Linked DNA regions of Homo sapiens: region 2 is linked to region 1. The links are chromatin contacts, found by Hi-C in ENCODE. All regions are on one chromosome and are shown on one strand. The core of a region is the stretch at or near the end of the contact, and the rest is flanking DNA. Distances in the headings are between cores, read along the strand shown.

Region 1 (4,945 bases), core at 163-2,662:
AAGGAGAGACAACAGGAACCTCAACACCCCAGAATGCGGGATCAAGCAGTTCGAGCCCCCTGTGTTAGCCTGCGAGGCTAGAAACCCGTTCAGCCCCAGCACAGAACAGAGACAGGCACAGGAAGGAGCCAGGGGCTGAGAACGGACCTGGAAAGAGGACTCCGGGTTTTCCAACCATGAGCCCAAATTCCAGTCCAAGGGAAATTACCTGTGAATTTCTAACATCTAATATTTATGATGTAGGCATATAAGGAAGTTTATTTGGTTGTAAGAAATAGAGTAAAGAAAAATAAAAAATCACAGGACCCCTGAACTCCTTATGAGAAACGGAAAGTTAAGCCTGGCGGCCGAGGCACACAACTCCGGCCTCCAAAGGAACAGCTGTCACCAGGCTCATGCAGCAGCCAGACCCCACGAATGGGGGAAAGGCCTCAGTTGTCTCCAAATCACTGCCCTCACAGGCCATCCCTGAGCAAATGCTCTGCTGGCCCCCCATGAACACGGACAGACCAATTGTGACTTCAGGACTGTAATCTCAGTCCAGTTCCTGAAACTCAAGTTTGTTCAATTCCACACCAGCCGTGTCAATTTTAAGCCCACCTACCCAGGTGCAGAACAAAGTCAAGGTGAGATCAGTCACTCCCCCACCTACCCAGACACATCTTCCTGGAGTCCTCCTTCCTCATCACCTTCTCTTATGTAAAACATGGATTTGCTGGGCATGAACTAAGGTCTCACAGGAATGCAACCCTTCCCCTCACCACCTACCTGCCTCTCTGCCTACAGGGCTCCTCTCATTAGGAAATAGATCGGCACTAACCCCCCGAAAACCCCTCAAAAAACGCACAGATGTGTGTGTGGCTCCTGTCCTGGAAGTGCCCTAAAGCTGGCATAACAAACCTCGGTGATGAGACCTGCCTCAGTCACGCATTTCAGTTTTTAATGTCAGCAACCCACTTACACTGGAATTAAAAAATGGGACATTTATTCTAAGGATGTGAGGGCAACTGATGCCACCCAAATGAGGAGCACACCTGGGCCCTTTCATCTCTATGTTGTCTTTGCCTCTCCACGCTGCGTGCTTTGCTGCTGCTGTTCCCTCCTCTTGTCCCTGTGGCACCCTGTAGCCGGTTCCCCACTCCCACGACAGCTTCTCAGTCCTTGGTCTCAGCTCCAAGTTCTCAGGGGGAATAACCTGACCACTTACCTGAGGTCAGGCAGATGTCACACCTCTCCTCGTACCATCAGCTGTGGCCCATGGAAGGTGCAGACTGGGTTGTGTCTGCCAGGTACCATTCCTGTGATCCTGATGGGAATTCCCTGAGAAGGCCTGGGAAGATCCTCCTGTAGCAGCCACCACATTGAGTGAGACACAGACAGCATTTTGCTCTTCAGGGGAAATTTAGAGTCACTGCTTTTAAAGAATGTTTTCCCTTTTTAAAATATTGTTTTTCTTTCTTCCAGCAAATCAGTATGGTAAATAGAAGAAATAATTCATCTAAAAATAGTCTCTGTGAATCTGTATCCACAATGTTTAAAGTAGCCATTCCAAAAATGTGTTATCTGCTCATAAAATGCATTTTCCATTTTAGCTCTGAGGCTCAGCCAGTGCTGAATGATCAGACATCAAACTTCTGTGAGGGGGATGGTGCCTGTGGTGAGGGCGGCTGAGGCATGTTCGATTCAGTTATCCAGGTGGGCTGTGGGCCAGTTTTGCAGCCCCAAACCACAGCAGCTTTGTTCACGGCCGTCTGGATTCTGGGATGCTTAAGTGGGCTTCCTGAGGGTCAGAGCACTGAAAACGAACAAAAATGGAAAAAGAGCAGACGCTGTCTCCCCTGTGTCACGGCATGGCCCGAGAGTCTCAGCGTGTTCCTCAGAAACCCACGTGTGCTGGGGGCCACCAGCCTCGGATCAGCAGTGGGCAGCCTATGGAGACCACAGTGTGTGGCAAGAGGAGGTCATCAAAGAGCGCCGAGGCCAGGCAGGAAGCAAAACATCGGGACGCTGGGCAAGGCCACACCTGAAAACCGCCGTGGAGCCTGCTTCTAAAAAGAAGTAGCTCCCACCTGGGGAAGACAGACGGCCCCCACCTGCAGAGTCTCGGAAGCCTCAGCCAGAGCCACGTGGGAGCAGCTTTTCCTCCCTTTCAACCATAACCAGCTTTGGGGACTGACCTTCAGCTGTGGTGTGTTTCAAAAACTAACATGGAGCTTCCTTTCTCTCCACCTTTGCTCTCCCTTCCACCAGGACAGGCTTTCTCACATTGTCCTCAGCGTCAGTGGCCCAACTGCTCAGACAGCCAGACACCCCACACTCTGGGTCCTCTTGTACTTATTTGCGGGAAGGTCTTGTAAAGGAAACTAAAAATCTCAGTACCCCCAAAACTTCTTATGCAAAAGGGAAAGTCATTGCACTCCCTCTTCCAAATGAATTGACTGTCACTAACATCATGTATCAGCCAGACCCAAAGAGAATGGGAAAGGCCTCAGGCATCTGGAAAAGCTGCCCACACAGATGATCCCTGCGTGAATTCTCTGCTGGCCTCTCATGAATGAGGACAGGCCAATTGAAACTTTAGGACTGCAGTCTAAGTCCAGCTCCTAAAACTAAAGTCTGTTCAGTTGCACACTGGTCGTGTCAATTACAAACCCACCTGCCCAGGTGCAGAATAAAGTCAAGGTGAGACCAGTCACTCCCCCACATACCCAGAGACATCTGCATGGTTGACTTTTCCTTTTGTCACCCTTTCTTATCAGATGTTCACCTTCTGTTACGTAAAACCAATGTAGGATTTTTATTCTCAGTCACGTTGCAGAGCAGGGAGCCCCAGCTGGCAGTGCTCCACCTGGGTCCCACTCGGCCATGCTGGCATGCCCCAACTGGCCTGTGTTATAGCTTGTATCATGTTTGGTGGTTCCTGAGTTCTTGTACCATGCCCAAGAAGAATGAGGATACTCTGCACATTGAAGGATGAGAAGGGCAGAAAAGAATATTATTGAGTGCTGAAAATAACTCTCAGTAGAGGGGGGATGTGGGGTTGGTCTTCCTACCCAAGGTGGGTAAGTTCCTCCATATGGCTGGGTCCGGGGCCTTTTATGGACTCAGAATGGGGAGTGAATGCTGATTGGTTTGTGAGAATCCAAAAAAGGTTAAAGGAAGACACCACTCAAAGGTGGGCATGACAGCATAGAAAAACCAATTAGGAAAGGGTAGGTAAATGTAAAATAGGTGAAGGGTGGGGACCAATCAGAGGAAAGCGTGCCAAACAGGAAGACAAGTTCTCAATCTGATCCAAAGATTTAACCTGTAGCTTGGCTTTCAGGCTTTAAACTGTCTTTTGCTTGGAGGTGGGGTTTCACTGGGGACCCACCCCATCTGCCTGGGCATTGGCTGCCTCCTGCTGCTGTCATGCCCAATTTCTAAAGAAGTACATCTAAGTGCCATTCGGATAAGGATGAGGATAAGGACAAAGACCAGTCTTCACTGCTTCCTGCTGACAGGAGGGTGCTGTTTTGGGAAACAGTAGTCAGAGCTTCCTCCGAGGCCTATCTAAGGGTCCCCGGAAGAAGGGACCATTGTCCGAGGTTCCGGTTATATGAGCATTTGGAGTTTGATGGCTTGAAGGTGAAAAGAGACAAACTGAGTTATTAGAGGACATGAATCAAAATGAAACAAGGGGTAAAGGACAGCTCAAAAATACCAAGGCTGCTGGCATGCATGGATAACTAGTGGTTATAGTTAAGCCTGCTAAGATATAAGTGCATGGGACTCAGCTTTGGTTAGCTCCCTTGGTCTTATCTTCCCAAAAAAGGAAACCTCTGGGTTATAGGCACCCTATTTACTCCCATCACCTGGCAGGATTTGCACAATAATTAGAACTAGAATATTGGTCCAGATTTTTGCATTACCCATCCCTTCTCTTTCTTCTGAACTGCAGCCAGAGATCACTGTTTGCTTCACAGGAATAAGCAGGGTTAGTCTAAAATGTAAGCAAAAACTTAAAAACAACTGATGACATTGGAATTTAATGACTACTATATGGTGAGTTTTGAAACATAATTTCTCTCTCTTTAGTCTTATTTTTGTCAAAAACAAATCATGATAGGACTGAGTTGTTTGCAAAATAAACTTTAGTCTTCCACTTGGACTGATCATTTGCATAAAGTGCAGCAAGAATAATTATTTTTCACATAAGCTTTTAAAATTGGCTTTGATGGAGCTCTGTTCCACAAAGAATCTCAGATAGGACTTTTTAAAGTCGAGCCCAGCCATGGGTTTTTACCCTCAAATACCTATGAGTTGGGTAACTTCCTCTTACGGAGGTTTCAAGATAACATGGGGCTCCTGGGCCTATTAGAAAGTGACATTCTTTACTCACCACAGGTTAAGAACCCTATACAGGACTGTGTTGACAAGGTATGAAGGCCAGTTTTCTCAAGGGGCTTTTATTGGGTCTGCATATCAAGCTTGATTCTTTAAAGGGAAGCACAACTTTCCAGTCAAAGCCTTGGTAAAACAACCAACCAGTTTCTACAATTGCATCCTGTTACAAAAGAAAATGGATTGTTATTGCACTGATGCAAAACAAGTATATTGCCATAAGTTAAGATTACTCACAAATAGTTTCCAAATTCTAGAGAAACCAGGCGAAGAGAAACAAACATGCTCCAAATTTTGTTCATAGGAGTATAACTTACTCAATTATTAAAGGCTGTAAATAGCTCAAAATAAGTTTCCTTGACTCTGAAAAACAAAACAAGAATCACCAACATTTTAAGCAAAAAGTTAGAAACATTACTTCAGTTTTCTATTAGTTCAGTCCATTCCATTAATTCTTGTTCTGCTTGATATTCATGAACATTTCAGCTCTTTACGAGTTATGTGTGTTTTCTTCTATTCCAATGTCACAATCTCCAATGTTATCAGAAACCTGCATTTGGGA
Region 2 (4,853 bases), core at 1,476-3,975, 64 kb after region 1:
TCTTTCACATAGTGCAGCAGACAGGATCACATGCCTCCAACGTGGGAAGGGGAACACGTCGACCCTAGGCAAGCAGAGGGCCTTAGCATGCTGACTCTGCAGGCTCATCCTGGGGCCTGCCTGAGCAGCCGTGTGGGCACCGGGACTGCAGTCCTTTCCCCTGCCTGCCCCAGCCCCACCATCTCTTGCCTGGAGGTCATTTGGCCACCCTCTTAGTGTCAAAGGCAGAAGCTATGAGAAAGAAGGATAGGAGAGGGATGCGGACCAGTTTTCAAATCCGGCAGGAGGAGCAAGGTCCTGGGGAGCATGTGGTGGAAGGTGAGCATCCCGACCTAGGAAGGCATTTCCGAATGCAGGGAACACAGTCACACCAAAGCGTATGTCCATAACCATCGTGGAAACTAACTAGGCCTTCTGACGAGAAATACAGAAGGGAGAGCCCATGCACACTAAACTACCACAATATTTGAGCAACAGAGCGAGAAAGAAGCCAGCACCATAATTTAAGAAGCTTAATATGGTGCTTGACTATTTGGGGTGAATAATTACTCAATATTTTAAAATTTTCTTTGTATATTTTAATTTATTACCTTTCTTCCAGAAGTCACACTCACCAAAATCTATTCTTTTGCAATTATACCAATGAAATTAGAGATATGGCCTCTGACCCTTTCCCACTTTTGAGTCTAGGACTTTAAGGAAACTACATCATCATTACGAAGACTGGGGAGCAACAGCGTCATGGGCACCGCTCTGCTCTGCATGAAGGAGTCCGACAGCTGCCAGCGGGGAGCTTTGGTGGTGCCAAATCCCCTGGAGAGAGGAGGCTGCAGCCCCAGGCAGCAGGGAGCCCTGGAGGAAGCTGCCTCTGCAGACTCGCGGGAATGCCAGCTCCGGGTTTCATTCCTTTGTTCACTGCTGCTTCCCAAGTGCCAGACGGAGCCTGGAACTCAGTGGCTGCTCTAAAGATACTGTTGAATGAGTAAATGAACGGAATTGCACAGGAGCGAGGCCACAGTTCTACAGCTGAGCTGCCTGTCACGGCCCTCACCCAACCACCACTGCTGGAAATGTGCAGACAGGGTGTGCCTCTCCCGTTTAAGGGAAATGTATTGAGATATCATTCACATACATGGCACGTGCTCAGGGAGCCCCCCAGGATGACAGAGCTCACCCATCACCCCACAGAACGTCTCTGCCCCATCCAGGCAGGCCCCAGAGTACACTGGGTCTGGCTTCTTTAGTCAGAGGTGGTTTGAGTGAGTCTAGAGACTTCATAGAATCTGGGTCACAGAGCAGGCACCCTTTTCCATCTGGTGTCTTCCACTCAGCGTAGCGGTCCCGAGATCCAGCGTGTCTCTGCTAGGATCAGCGGTTTGCTCCTTGGTGTTGCTGAGGAAAATTCTACTGCATGGAACACCACCATCTATCCACACTGGATAGACACCAGATGAGTGCTTCCGCCTGCTGTGAATGAAGCTCCTATGAACAGTCTCATATTAGGTATGAAAGGAAAATAAATCAATCACTAAACAAAGGGGAAAGTCAAGCTGGGAGCTGCCTCCCATCCTATTCCTAAATAAGATAGCTACAAAGATAAAAACGCTGTTCCTCCCTCACAATTTGCTCACAAGGAACTTCCTTGTGGAACAAGGACAGACAGAACTCAATCATCCCTCCGCTCACATGAGACAAACACAGATCGGAATGCTTCCTCCGCCCTGTTGTTTCACCCAGCCAGACTAAGGCATACGTAACTATTCCAGTAAATTGTGCATTCGGTGAAAGGCTAATCAGAAACTTAAAAGAATGCAGCCATTTGTCTCTTATCTACCTACAACCTGGAAGCCCCCTGCGCGCTTTGACTTGTCCTGTCTTTCCAGATAGAACCAATGTACATCATACATATAATGATTGATGTCTCATGTCTCCCTAAAATGTATAAAACCAAGCTGTTCCCCGACCACCATCACCAGGACCTCCTGAGGCTGTGTCACGGCACGTCCTCAACCTTGGCAAAATAACTTTCTAAATTTATTGAGACTTGTCTCAGATACTTTTTGGTTTACAAAGGTGTTTGTGGACATGTATATTCATTTCTCATAGATAAGTACCTAGAAGTTGAATTGCTTAGACATGAGTAAATGTATGTTTAACTTTTTCAGAAACTCCCGAACATATTTCCAAACTATACCGTTTTACACTCTGTCAGCAGAATTTAAAAGTTTCCACTGAACCACATCCTTGTCAACGTTTGGTATTGTCAATATGTTTAAGTTATTGATATTGTTCTAGTGAATGTGTAGAGACATCTCGTTTTGGTTTTAATTTGCATTTTCCTAATGAGGAATAATACTGAGAAATTTTTTCTTTCATATTGTCATATATGTGTCTTCTTTCTTAAAGTGCCTAGTCAAATATTTTGCTCATTTTTTATTGCTTTTTATTATAAACTGTGTTTTTTTAAATATTATCTTAACACACGTCTTTTGGCTGATATAATATTGTAAATATTTTCTCCCATTCTGTGGTCTACTTATTGTTTCCTAATGCTGTCTTTTGAAGAGCAAAATATTTTTCTCCATTTATGGAGACAAGATGGTCAACTTAGCTATTCCAAAATGTTTTTAAAATTCTAGTTTGTTTTAAAACAACCACAGCAAACTGCATGGATTTGTTCCACATCTTTGAAAGAAAAACATTATTTTATTTATTTCACAGTGGAAGATAAGTCAGTAAGGCCCCACTTCGGCAGGTTTTGTTTTCGTTTCCTCATGCCTCTGCAATGCTCGGAGTCACCCACGCCTTACTCACTGCGGCTGGAACGAACCCAGACTCCTCACTCCTCCCACAGCCTCTGGCGCAGGGCGCTCCTTGCTTGAAAGAAACGTTTGCGATTTTTAGTGGAAACGTCCGTGTTTTCTTGGTAACTGGTAAATGGCTGTAGATTACTGACACGCGGTCCTTTGTACGTAACAGAAGGCTTTGAGTGTTTCTGTGAGGATCACCCTGTGAAGAAACGGCTGCAGTGAGAGCAGCCGAGGCGGGACGCAGCCCCGGACGTGGGGTCAGAGAGGAGCCGTGCGTGGGGTCAGAGAGGAGCCGTGCGTGGGGTCAGAGAGGAGCCGTGCGTGGGGTCAGAGAGGAGCCGTGCGTGGGGTCAGAGAGGAGCTGAGTTCAGGACGGGCATGGCAGCCGCAGGAGGAGGGCAAGGCGGAGCCCAGGAGGGGCAAAGTGGACAAAGCCAGGGCTGGAGAGGGGAGACCCAGGATCAGCACCACGTTCCACGGGGATGGCACAGAAGCCTGAGAGGCCACGGCCAAATGTGGAAATTGGCTTTGCCAAATCTTGCATTTCAGAGAGAAAAGGCAATATGGCATTAATGCTTGCCTTGTTTAATTTTCGTAATTTTCCCTTTCTTCCTGCCAATAGCTTGCTTTGTTATCCGGAGGGTAGCCACGGTTTTAGCTCACAGTGATGTCAACTTGAAGCTTCTCTCCACAAGCAGCTGTGACCTCAGCTGCCGTGCAGTCAGCTTCCCCGGCCTCCCTCCCCAGCCTCCCTGGTCTCCCAGGCACAAGGCTGGGCACTGGCTTCAGAGTGGCTGCAAGGGCACGGCCCCCAGGCCTAGGGCTGATCAGCGTGAACAGTACCCAGCACACTTGCTTCAAAAAGTAAGAAGATATAGAACACAAGCTGCTTGTTCTCATGACTATAGCACAAACTATAAAACAAAACATCTTCCTCCAGAACACGGCAAGCTGGATGGACAGTGATCTGGACAAAAATTTGCTGTAGGTTTTGTAACTGGGGTTCAGTGAGGACCAGGCTCCCCAGAGCATACATGTGGAGACAATTAAGTTGATCCCATTTTCCAAGACTCAGAGGAGATGTATTTATATTAGGAATATAAACTTGCTATTAATGCAACTTCAGAATGTCCAGGTCATCCGTTGGGAAAAAAAAAAGAGTAAGTCTAGGGCTGGTTCGTGCTGTTGCTACATGGAGGGAATCCACATCCAAGCCTGCCGCTCACATGCTGGGACACATTGCCTCAGCCTCCATCTCTGGGAGTCCCACGCTTTCTCTCCTGGGTTGTCCCACTATTCCTTTTGAAGTCCTCATGTTAGTGACAGTTCAATTTTCTCTTCACCTTCAAAATTGCAGAGAACCTAATTTCTACTGACCAGTCAAGCTTGTTTCATTTATCTTCCATGTTAACTTCAATTAAAATGTTAACCATCTGGAATCTTTGGCCTCTTATGTGACAAAAATAGGCATTAAATTGTATCATTTCTTAAATTCTCTGTTGAAAAGTCCAAATACGTTACTGAATATGATACAGATTAGTAAGAATTTGGGCTCATTAAATGTAAGATAATTTCATAGCTTAAGGTAATTTCACACCCCAAGGGACTTATAACCTAAACACAAAGCAGATCACCAACATTAACTGTCAGCTGTCCACTGGAGAACTATCTCAGACAAAAAAATAAAATTTGGATTAGCTCTCCATGGTGCACAATACTTTCATGAACCATCTCTTTTGGGTTGGCAGCTGCAGTGTGTTCTGAGAGTATGTTAATGCTACAATAACAGTAAAAATAAAATTAAGTTGGGAACATACAGAAAAAAAGAAATTGATTACATTATTCCTAATGACGACCTGAATCAAAGTTGGCACTAAATAAATTTTTGTCAGAAAGGAGAAAAGAAATGAGAGAAATAAAAGAGAGGAGGCAGGATTTTATATTCTGCTCCCTTTTTGGAAAAACATATTTGTGTGAGCTATATGAAATTGCTATTCAAAACCATTTGCATGTTGGTCATTGGGTATGGCTCAGTCTAGTCTT

What was found. Hi-C counts contacts between places; a loop is a spot of excess contacts on that map.
Region 2: a loop to region 1 is called in a map of astrocyte of the cerebellum, with 8 times the contacts of the local background. The contact joins the enhancer-like site here to the promoter of LINC02519 in region 1. A Hi-C loop is called at or near these places in 2 of 168 maps with a recorded cell type or tissue (PC-9 and astrocyte of the cerebellum).

Annotation. Positions count from the first base shown.
Region 1 is chr6:169,386,994-169,391,938 of GRCh38, forward strand. LINC02519 (long intergenic non-protein coding RNA 2519) reads right to left here and starts at 1,413. Exons shown (of 2, transcript NR_187217.1): 1 at 1,208-1,413.
Region 2 is chr6:169,449,431-169,454,283 of GRCh38, forward strand. It overlaps a transcript of WDR27 not described here. Among named protein-coding and RNA genes, the nearest start is that of LINC02519, 63 kb to the left of the region's middle. RefSeq lists enhancers at 1-490, 491-1,364. Within about 2 kb of position 2,726, at least 23 of the 41 ENCODE cell types and tissues checked have a DNase peak (open chromatin) inside an H3K27ac peak, as active enhancers do.